Regions from separate parts of the Homo sapiens genome. Here region 2 is linked to region 1. A link is a loop called in an ENCODE intact Hi-C map of the cell type or tissue named here. Cell type or tissue: Caco-2. All regions are shown on one strand. Links, peaks and the distances in the headings refer to the core of each region. The heading gives the core; the rest is flanking DNA.

What was found. Peaks named below come from ENCODE experiments on the same cell type or tissue, not always from the same donor. Only the 100,000 strongest peaks of a DNase experiment are listed, where the experiment ranks them.
Region 2: a loop joins it to region 1, with 6 times the contacts of the local background. A loop is called at or near these places in 1 of 110 quality-filtered maps.

The regions. Positions count from the first base shown.
Region 1 is chr21:22,372,090-22,377,301 of GRCh38, reverse strand. All of the region lies in intron 2 of LOC107985508 (a long non-coding RNA gene), which reads right to left. Among named protein-coding and RNA genes, the nearest start is that of LINC00308, 280 kb to the right of the region's middle. In Caco-2, for the core only: no CTCF peak of the experiment used is centred there; a DNase peak (open chromatin) is centred at 2,561.
Region 2 is chr21:22,287,201-22,292,412 of GRCh38, reverse strand. The region is part of intron 2 of LOC107985508 (a long non-coding RNA gene); the gene reads right to left. Among named protein-coding and RNA genes, the nearest start is that of LINC00308, 190 kb to the right of the region's middle. In Caco-2, for the core only: no CTCF peak of the experiment used is centred there; no DNase peak of the experiment used is centred there.

The sequences.
Region 1 (5,212 bases), core at 552-4,551:
AATGTAATGTCCAAATTCAAGAAAAGATGGGGATTATCATATCTGCTTTTTTATGTAATCTATTGTGATACCACATGTCTATAAAGCCTTTGAAAATATTCACTGTATGCTCATGAGGAAAAGACTAGAAAGAGCAAATAATGTCATAATATTATAATTAATGTGGTTTTGAGTCCATGGGCTTCCAAAAGTATATTCCAAACCTGCTGGGCTTTTTGGTCATATTTGATATGTGTGCTCTAGATAGTGAGTATATATCATAGAGGCAATTTGATTATATTTATATGAGATTTCTAAGTATACACAGCATCTTTTACATTGTGAATGTCATATATATGTAATAATAATTAACTAAGTATGTAATTCTAACACACATTAACTAACTTTCAACGTAAATGTAGCTGGAATTTGTATTAATTATTAACAGATAAAAATGAAGAAAGAAACCAGATATTACTTATGGGTTATGACTTGATAAAAATAAAGTAATGATTGATTACCAGTTATACTCCACAAACTAAACGGTGTCAATTCTGTTATGCTGCTTACCTAATAGTCTTCTATTAATTAGGTGATTTTTTTCATAATTCATTCTGAGATTTTCACACAATCGTGAGTTCGGTGACTTTGCTTTTTTATCTAGGAATTTTATTTGAAAAACAATGACACATAGTACACTATTTTGGTTATGCTATTAATCTTACTATTTAATGCAATAATTTCTGCATTAAGGCTCTTACTAGAAACATAGGAAATTAAAACAAGGAAGACAAAGGATGGCAGAATAATAATATTGACAATGTTCACTCATGTGAAAGAAATCTTAAAAGGTTATTCATAAAGTTGGCTATGGTGTTTCTCACTACCATTGGATTAAAATAATGCCAGTGGCCCTATCCCTTGATGGCATGGTTTCATATCTTTTTCTAATAATTTTCTCCTTCCAAGTCATGACCAAATTTGAGCTGTAAGGAATTTAAGGAAGAAAGTAGATAAAAATGAAGTTTAAGTAGTATTCTGTACACTAAAACAATCACCAAGTCTAAATAAGAAGAAAGTAGTAAACTCCCAGGACATTAAGGGAAGATAAAAAACCCTGTAGGTACACAGAAAAAAAGAAAGAAAACAGATTACAAAATAAAGTCTACTGTACTTGCCATAAACAAGAACAAATTTAAAAAATACAATTCCTCCTATATTTAGTTTGTTGAGTGTTTTAATTATGAAATAGTGGTGAATTTTGTCTAATGCTTCTTTCTTTGTCTATTGAGATGATCAAGTGATTTTATTCTTCATTCTGTAATGTGATATATAACATAATTGATTTGTATATGTTGAACCAAATTTGCCACTTGATCATGGTGAATGGTGCTTTCAACATGCTGTTGACTTCAATTTGCCTGTATTTTATTGAGGATATTGAAACTACGTTTATCAGGAAGATGGTCTTTTAATTCCCATCTCTTGCAGTGTATTTTCTGGCTTTGGTATCAAGAAAATGCAACCCTTGTAAGATGAATTTGGAAGTATTTCCTCTTCTTTATTTTTAGAGGAGTGAAGAAGATCGGTATTAATTGTTATTTGAATGTTTGGTAGAATCCACAGTGAAGCCATATAGTCCTGAAATTTCCTTTGTTGAAAAGGTTTTTCTTGCTGATTATTTTTTCTTACTCTTTTATGATCTATCTTATCTATCTTTATGATTTTCTTTGTGATTCAGTCTTGATATGTTGTATGTTTCCTAGGAACTCATCCAATTATTGTAGGTTTTCCAATTTGTTGGCATATAATTATTCAAAAAAGTTTCTTATTATTATTTGTTATTTCCCTGGTATCAGTTGTCGTTCTCATGCTAGAGTTCTTATGAGATCTTGTTGTTTGACAAATGTGGGGATTTTCCACCTTCAGGCATGCTCTCTGTCTTCCTCGTGCTGCCATTTAAGACATGCCTTGCTTTCCCTTTGCCTTCTGCCATGACTGTAAGTTTCCAGAGGCCTCCCCAGCCATGCAGAACTGTGAGTCAATTAAATCTCCTTTTTTCTTCTAAATTACCCAGTCTCAGGTATTCTTTATAGTAGTGTGAGAATGAACTAATATAGAGAATTGATACCAAGGTAGTGGGATATTGCTATAAGATACCTGAGAATGTGAAAGCCACTTTGGAACTGGGTAACCAGCAAATGATGGAACAGTTTGGAGGACTCAGAAGACAACAAAATAAGGAAAAGTTTGGAACTTACTAGAGACTTGTTACGTGGTTTTGACTAAAATGCTGATAGTGATATGGACAATGAAGTCGAGACTGAGGCAGTCTCATGTGGGAGACTGACCCGCAGATCCTGACCCAACGACAGATGAATAATGTACACTGACACAGATATTTTGCCTGACAGTCCAGCTAAGTGTCTGGACCACTCACAGACACCAGGGAGGGTGCTGTAAAGAGTTGCAGCTGTGGCCCTGATCAGCCAGCGAAGCTCACATTTATTCAGTATGTAAGTGACAAAAGTCTTGAGTAAACACCACTAGAGGGTAATTGACATTGCCGACACCCCCCTCCTCCCGCGCCCCAGTAGAGAGCAATTATGCACCGGTGGGAAATCAAAGGTTGGTCTTAGGACCACATGAGTAAACAAGCTATTTAGATAAACTCCCTTGAATTCCTTTGTTATTTACCCTTGCTATTAGCTCAAAGAGGATTAGGCTGCTTCAGCAGTATCTTTTACTGAAGCTATGCAAAACCCCGGCCTTCCTGGAAGGTTTGTGACTATTTTACAACTTCTCCCACCATTCTGACTGAACCCCCACAGTCTCAGATTGAGGTGAGGAACTTATTGGGAACTGGAGCAAAGGTCACCCTTGCTATGCTTTAGCAAAGAGACTGGTGGCATTTTGCCCCTACCCTAGAGAGCTGTAGAACTTTGAACTTGAGAGATATGGCTTAGGGTATCTGGTAAAATAAATTCTAAGCAGAAAAGCATTTAAGAGGTGATTTGGCTTTTCCTGAAAGCATACAGTTATATGTGTTCACAAAAAGATTATTTTAAATTGGAACTTATGTTTAAAAGGGAAGCAGAGCATAAAAATTTGGAAAATTTGCAGCCTGACCATGAGGTAGAAAGGGAAAACCCATTTTCTGGGAATAAATTCAAGCCAGCTGCAGAAATTTCCATAAGTCACAAGGAGCTGAATGTTAACAGCCCAGACAATGGGGAAAATGCTTCCAGAGCTTGTCAGAGGCTTAGGGTCCTGCTGCTCTGTGCAATCTTTGGACATGGTGCCCCTGCATCCCAGCCACTCTGGCTCCAGCATGGCTAAAAGTTGCCAAGATACAGCTCTGGCCATTGCTGTAGAGAGTGCAAGCCCCAAGATTTGGTGGCTTCCACATGCTGTTGGTCCTGTGGGTGCACAATAGACAAGAATTGAGCTTTGGGAACCTCTGCCTGGCTTTAAGAGGATATATGAAAATGCCTGGATGTCCACCCAGAAGTCTGCTGCAGGGCTGGAGGCCTCATGGAGAACCTCAGCTAGGACAAAAATTATTTGACCAAGTATATGTGGGTTTATTTCTGTGCTATTTTGTTTAATTGGCTTATTTTTCTGATTTCAAGGCCAGTACAATACTGTTTTAATTGTTGTAACTTTATAATATAATTTAATAAGAAAATGTGATGCCTTCAGCTTTGTTCTTCTTTCTTAAGATTGCTTGGGCTATTCTTGGTCTTTTGCAGTTTCATATAAATTTTGGAACTTCTTTCTCTTTCTATATTAAAAAATCAAGATTTTGGTAGAGATTACACTGGGACTTTAGATCACTTTAGGTAGTATGGACATTTTAACAGTAATAAGGCTTTCAACTCATGAACATGAGAAAACTTATTCATCAAAAATGAAGAGATAAGGACTTTCCAAATAAAATAAAAAAGAATTAATCCTCACTAGATATGCCTTACATCTGATTTTGCAGGGTACAGTCTCTACAGTTGCTTTCATGGGCTAGCACTGAGTGCCTTCCAAGCTGTCGATGAATCCATCTTTCTGGGTGGGGTCTGGAGGACTGTGGCCCAATTCCCACAATTCCACTAGTCAGTGCTTCAGTGGGGACCCTGTGTGGGGGCTGCAACCCCACATTTCTCCTTTGCATTCATCGACAGCTTGGAAGGCACTCAGTGCTAGCCCATGAAAGCAACTGTAGAGACTGTACCCTGCAAAATCAGATGTAAGGCATATCTAGTGAGGATTAATTCTTTTTTATTTTATTTGGAAAGTCCTTATCTCTTCATTTTTGATGAATAAGTTTTCTCATGTTCATGAGTTGAAAGCCTTATTACTGTTAAAATGTCCATACTACCTAAAGTGATCTAAAGTCCCAGTGTAATCTCTACCAAAATCTTGATTTTTTAATATAGAAAGAGAAAGAAGTTCCAAAATTTATGTGAAACTGCAAAAGACCAAGAATAGCCCAAGCAATCTTAAGAAAGAAGAACAAAGCTGAAGGCATCACATTTTCTTATTAAATTATATTATAAAGTTACAACAATTAAAACAGTATTGTACTGGCCTTGAAATCAGAAAAATAAGCCAATTAAACAAAATAGCACAGAAATAAACCCACATATACTTGGTCAAATAATTTTAGCAAGGGTGCTAAAAATACACAATGGAGAAATTGTTGGTGTCTTAAAAGTTGATACTGGATATTCACATAGAAGAGAATGAAATTGTAATCTTATCTTACACCATACACAAAAATCAACTCAAAATGTATTAAAGAATTAAAGATAAGACCTGTAATTGTTAAAGTTTTAGATGATTTATTGGATATTACACCAAAGGGACAAGCAACAGAAGCAAAAATGCATTCTTCTATCTCAAGAATTATAATTATAATGTAATTCCGATTTCAAGGACAACTGGGACTAAAACAAACTAAAAACACTTTCTACTCAGGCAAGAAAACCATCAAAAGAGTGAAAAGGTAAAATATGGAATGGGAGGAATATTTGCAAATCATACATTTGGTAAGGGGTTAATATCCAAAATATATAAAAAGATCCTACAACTCAATAGTAAGTAAGAAACAATTTGATATAAAAAAGGAAAAAGACCTGGATGAATCTTTACCCAAAGAAGACATACAAATGACCAACAGGTGTAAGAAAATGTGCTCATTATTATTAATTTTCAGGGACATGAAAATTTCACCCCTGTT
Region 2 (5,212 bases), core at 763-4,762, 85 kb after region 1:
TCAGCCAAGGTCCAGCAACAGAAAATCCTACATTGAATAACATTAGCAGCTATCATTCGTCAAATGTTGTAGTGTCTTGAACAGTTTCTAAAAGGATGCATAAAGCACAGTGTTTCTCTGTGTTGACTACACAGATCTACTAAACCCATTAAAATCCCATTTTTTTTTGGCTTTCTTGCTAAATCGTAGTATTTTTTAAATAACACATTTTACCATCAATTTTCTCTTTCTTTACTAATTGATCATATCTAAAGATGACAAATAATTAATATGATTGAATTAGAAATATTTAGAATTTTTAGACAATGGATTAAGCTTAGATGCAGCCATGATTCATAATTTAATAGTGTGATACAAGATATTTACAAGGAAAATAGCATACATTTGTAAATGGATTATTTTTTCAAATGTGAGTTTACCTTAATAATAGAATTTTTTGTAGGCGATATTTACAAGAGCTATTCTGTACTGTAATTATGCAGGGTACTGAAGAGAATGTAGTATAGATAGTACAATACAATGGAATAATCCAATATGTCTTCTTTAAATGAGAGCAGATTTCCTCTACTCTCTTTAATTTCTGTAATTTCTTCTTGCTCTGCTCCTTGGGCTTTATGAATTTTACCATGATTAAGTAAATAGATCTGACTTCCATGAGAATATTACGTAAATTTGAGGCCTTCATGATTAACTGTTTGTAAAACAAGGTATACATACAGTGAATTTGCAAAATTACTATATCATAATCATAGCTATAATAGAACAAAGTTAGCTATTTCCTTTTAACAGTCAAAAAGAGTGGTCATCTTTCAAGTCTTAATTTCCCAGTAATCTTACATCAGAGAAAAAAATCCCACAATATACTAAAAATATTTATTATTCATTAAAAAAAGAGTAGCTTTTACCTAGTATGAAATATGTAATACAAATTCAGGAAAAATATGATATAAGAATAATTAGAATATTTAGAATAATCACATCAACTATTTTTTTTTTTTTGAGACGGAGTCTCACTCTGTCGCCCAGGCTGGAGTGCAGTGGTGCAATCTCGGCTCACTGCAAGCTCCGCCTCCCGGGTTCACGCACATCAACTATTAATGCTCTTCTTGAAACCAAGTCAAAATAGAACACACACAAAAAATGAATTTCTTAAATATAGACTACCATAAAAAATTAAATATAAACTTTATGGAAAACAAAGGCTCAGCTGGTTCTATGTATGTATGGCCTTACACTTTAATTTGTATTAACTTCCCATTTTCTCTTACCTCCTCACTGGTACTTGTTTCCATGGGTGGTTTATAATTCATCATTAAGTTTAATAAAGCATATGGTTCCTTCTACATTCACAAAATGAAATGCATGTTTTGGGACTATGTAACTAAATATGAGCCTTTCCTAAGTACCAGGGTATTATTTTCAGAAATGTCTGTGAGGTTGTAGTTACAGAAACATCTCCTACAGATTATCAACACTGTCAAACACATTTAGGAAAGCAGTCAAATGGGCATAGGCAATTGTAGTAGCATAGAATGAGATTTGTCTGTATTTTTTAACTGTCAGAAAAAGAAAACTGCAGGATATTTTAGCAGTAAAAAAAGTACACATGTGATATATTCATTATTCCCCCCTTCCTGGGTTAAATATGCCACAAAGAACAAATATAATTCCATATTCTTTATCTTGTAGTGGGAAAAATATTAAACTTACTTATGCAAAGAATCAGAATTGCATATTGGATATGTAAATAGTCCTAATTCAATGCTGAATACAAGGGGGAATATGTATGTGTGTATATGTGTGTATATATATATATGTGTATACACACACACACATATATGTGTATACATATATGAGAGAGAAAGAGCAATTCTGTAAAATTGGATTGTTGGATATAAAGTTATGGACAATGTGATATGAGGCAAGTTTAAACAGAGTAAAACATGCATCATAATTTTATTACCAGGTATCGTGAAGGCATAAAATGAGACAAATAATTAAATACAAAAGGACACTTTCTAAGGCAAACAGATACAGCTTAAAACAAATTACAATAATTTAAATTATTTATCAGTCAAGAATCTACCAGCAATATTAATTTCTGAAAGTAAAAGGGGAAATAAAAGCATTCACGTAGTTGAATTTTCTTTTTTAAATTGAGATATACTTTACGTGCTGTGAAACTGACTCTTTAGATTTATAGTTCTCTGTTTTCTCAAATGCATACAGTCTTGTAAACACCAGCTCAATCAGGATACAGAAGTTACAAACCCACCCCCATTCCCTCATGCTTCTTTTTAGTAAATCCCTTTCCACAACCCCAGTCCCAGCAAATACTGATCTGTTCTTTGTCTCTATAATTTTGCCTTTCCCTGAATATTACATCAATTTAATCATACACATATGTGACCTTTGGGATTGGGCTTCTTCCACTTAGGATAAAGCATTGCAATTCACTCATGATGTTTCATGCATGTAGTTGCTGCAGTGGATACCAACTTTATATAAATGGATTCCGTAAGTTTTGTCAAAGAATCTTATCCTATAGTTTGAGGATAAGGCATGAAAGACTATATACTTAATACATTGTCTCAGATTATTTGGTGACTGAGGTCTTTGGATTGCACCGTGAGAAGCCCTGAACTAGGCAACAGGAAACAAACTTTCCTTGACTAATTCAGAAGAGAGTTTGTAGGTAGAGACAAAGGGGTACAGAGTCAACGTTCCCGGCACTCTATCCATTCTCAAATCTAATAGAACCTTGAAAAAGCAAAGGATTCTAGTCTTATTGGTCAAGGTCTCATCCACTAATAAGATCTCCTACTTTAAAGCAGGCTTTTAAAAAAAATCATTACATCACAGATTTTGCATTCAGCAAAATGTGATTATCTCGACAATAAGGCAGAGTTCATTGGTTGTAAGCAACAGGAATGCCTACAGCTACAGAAGTAAAACAGATGTGTTAGGATTATTTTGTTTGGAGTAAACTATCTAAAGCAAAAAATATAATGTATTAGCCTTTGTATCTGGGATTTCATAATTATGATTGGCAACAGGAACAACTGGACTTTGAGATTCAAATATTTACCCATTTATCACTATCTTATCCTCTCCTAACCCCATGTTATGGGTTTAACTTTGCCCCCACTCCCCAGAGAAAATAGATATACTGAAGTTCTTACCTTTAAGTACTTCATAATGTGACCTTATTTGAAAACTGAGTTGTTTCAGATGTAATGAATTAAGCTGAGTTCATGCTGAAATAGTGAGTCTTTATTCCAATAGCACTGGCGTCCTCATAAGAGGATGGCCATGTGGAACAGATACACACAGGGAGAAGACCATGCGATTACATAGACAGAGGCTGGAATTACTCAGCTGCAAGCCAAGGAATGCCAAAGATAACCAGCAAATTGTGAGAAGTGAGAGAGGGGAAAGGAGGGATACCTCTGTAGATTTCAAAGGATACATAGTTTTGAGGACATCTTAATGTTACATTTCTAGCCTCCAGAACTGTAGAAAAATAAATTTCTTTTATGCTAAAAGAAATTACCCAATTTGTGGGGCTTTGTTGGTAGCCATGTGAAACTAACATACTACATTAGTCTGTTCTTGTATTCCTGTAAATAACTACCTGAGACTGGATAATTTATAAAGAAAAGAGGTTTAATTGTCTCATGGTTCCACAGGCTATACAGAAACCGGGACTGTGGAGGCCTCAGGAAACTTACAATCGTGGTGGAAGGCGAAGGTTAAGGAAGCATGTCCCACATTGCTGCAGTAGGAGAGAGAGAAAATTGGGAAGTCTACACATGTTTAAACAACCATATCTCCTGAGAACTCACTATCATGAGAACAGCAGTGAGGAAACTTGCCCCATGATCCAATCACCTCACAGCACACTCCTCCTTCAATGTTGAAAATTACAGTTTGACACAAGATTTGGATGGGGACACAGACCCAAACCATATAATTCTGCTCCTGGTCACTCCAAAATCTCATGTGCTTCTCACAATTTCAAAACACAATCATGCCTTCCCAACAGCCCCCAAAGTCTTAGCACATTCTAGCGTTAACTCAAAAGTCCAAATTCAAAGTCTCATCTAAGATAAGGCAAATATCTTCCGCCTATGAGCCTGTAAAATAAAAACTAGTTACTTCCAAGATACAATGGGGGTAAAGGCTTTTGGTAAATGCACCCATTCCAAAAGGGAGAAATTGGCCAAAACAAAGGGGCAACAGTTCCGCTGCAAGTCGGAAGCCGAGCAGGGCAGTCAATAAATCTTAAAGCTCCAAAATAATCTCCTTTGACTCTATGTCTCACATCCAGGTCACACTGTTGCAAGAGGTGGGCTCCCATGGTGTTGGGCAGCTCCACCCCTGTGGCTTTGGAGGGTATAGACTTCCTCACAGCTGCTTTCACAAGCTGGCATTGAGTGCCTTTTGCTTTTCCAGGCACATAGAGCAAGCTGTCAGTGTATCTACCATTCTGGGGTCTGAAGGATGGTGGACCTCTTTTTACAACTACACTAGGTAGTGCCCCAGTGGGGACTCTGTGTAGGGGCCCTAACCCCACATTTCCCCTTCTGCAATGCCCTAGTAGAGGTTCTCCTTGAGGGCTCTGCCCCTGAGGCAAACCTCTGCCTGGATATCCAGGCATTTCCATATGTCCTCTGAAATCTAGGCAGAGGTTCCTAAGCCTCAGTTCCTGCCCTCTGCTCCCACACAGACTTAACACCATGCGGAAACTGCCAAGGCTTGCAGCTTGCATGCTTTGGAACAGCAGCCTAAGTCATGTCTGGGTCCCTTTTAGCCATCGCCAGAACTGGCGTGGCTGGGACACAGGGAACAGTGTCCTGATGTTGCACAGGAAAGAAGTGCCCTGGGCCCAGCCTGCAAAACCATTCTTCCCTCCTACGCCTCCAGGCCTTTGGTGGGAGGGCTTGCTGTGAAGGTCTCCAAAATTCTTTTGAGGTATTTCCCCCATTTTCTTGGCTATTAACATTTGGTTACTCTTTACTTATGCAATTTTCCACAACTGGCTTGAATTTCTCCCTACAAAATGTGTTTTTTTCTTTTCTACCACATGGTCAGGCTGAAAATTTTCCAAACTTTTATGGTCTGCTTCCCTTTTAAACATAAGTTCCAATTTCAGAAAATCTTTTTCTGAATTCATATGACTGTACACTGTTAGGAACAGCCAGGTCACATC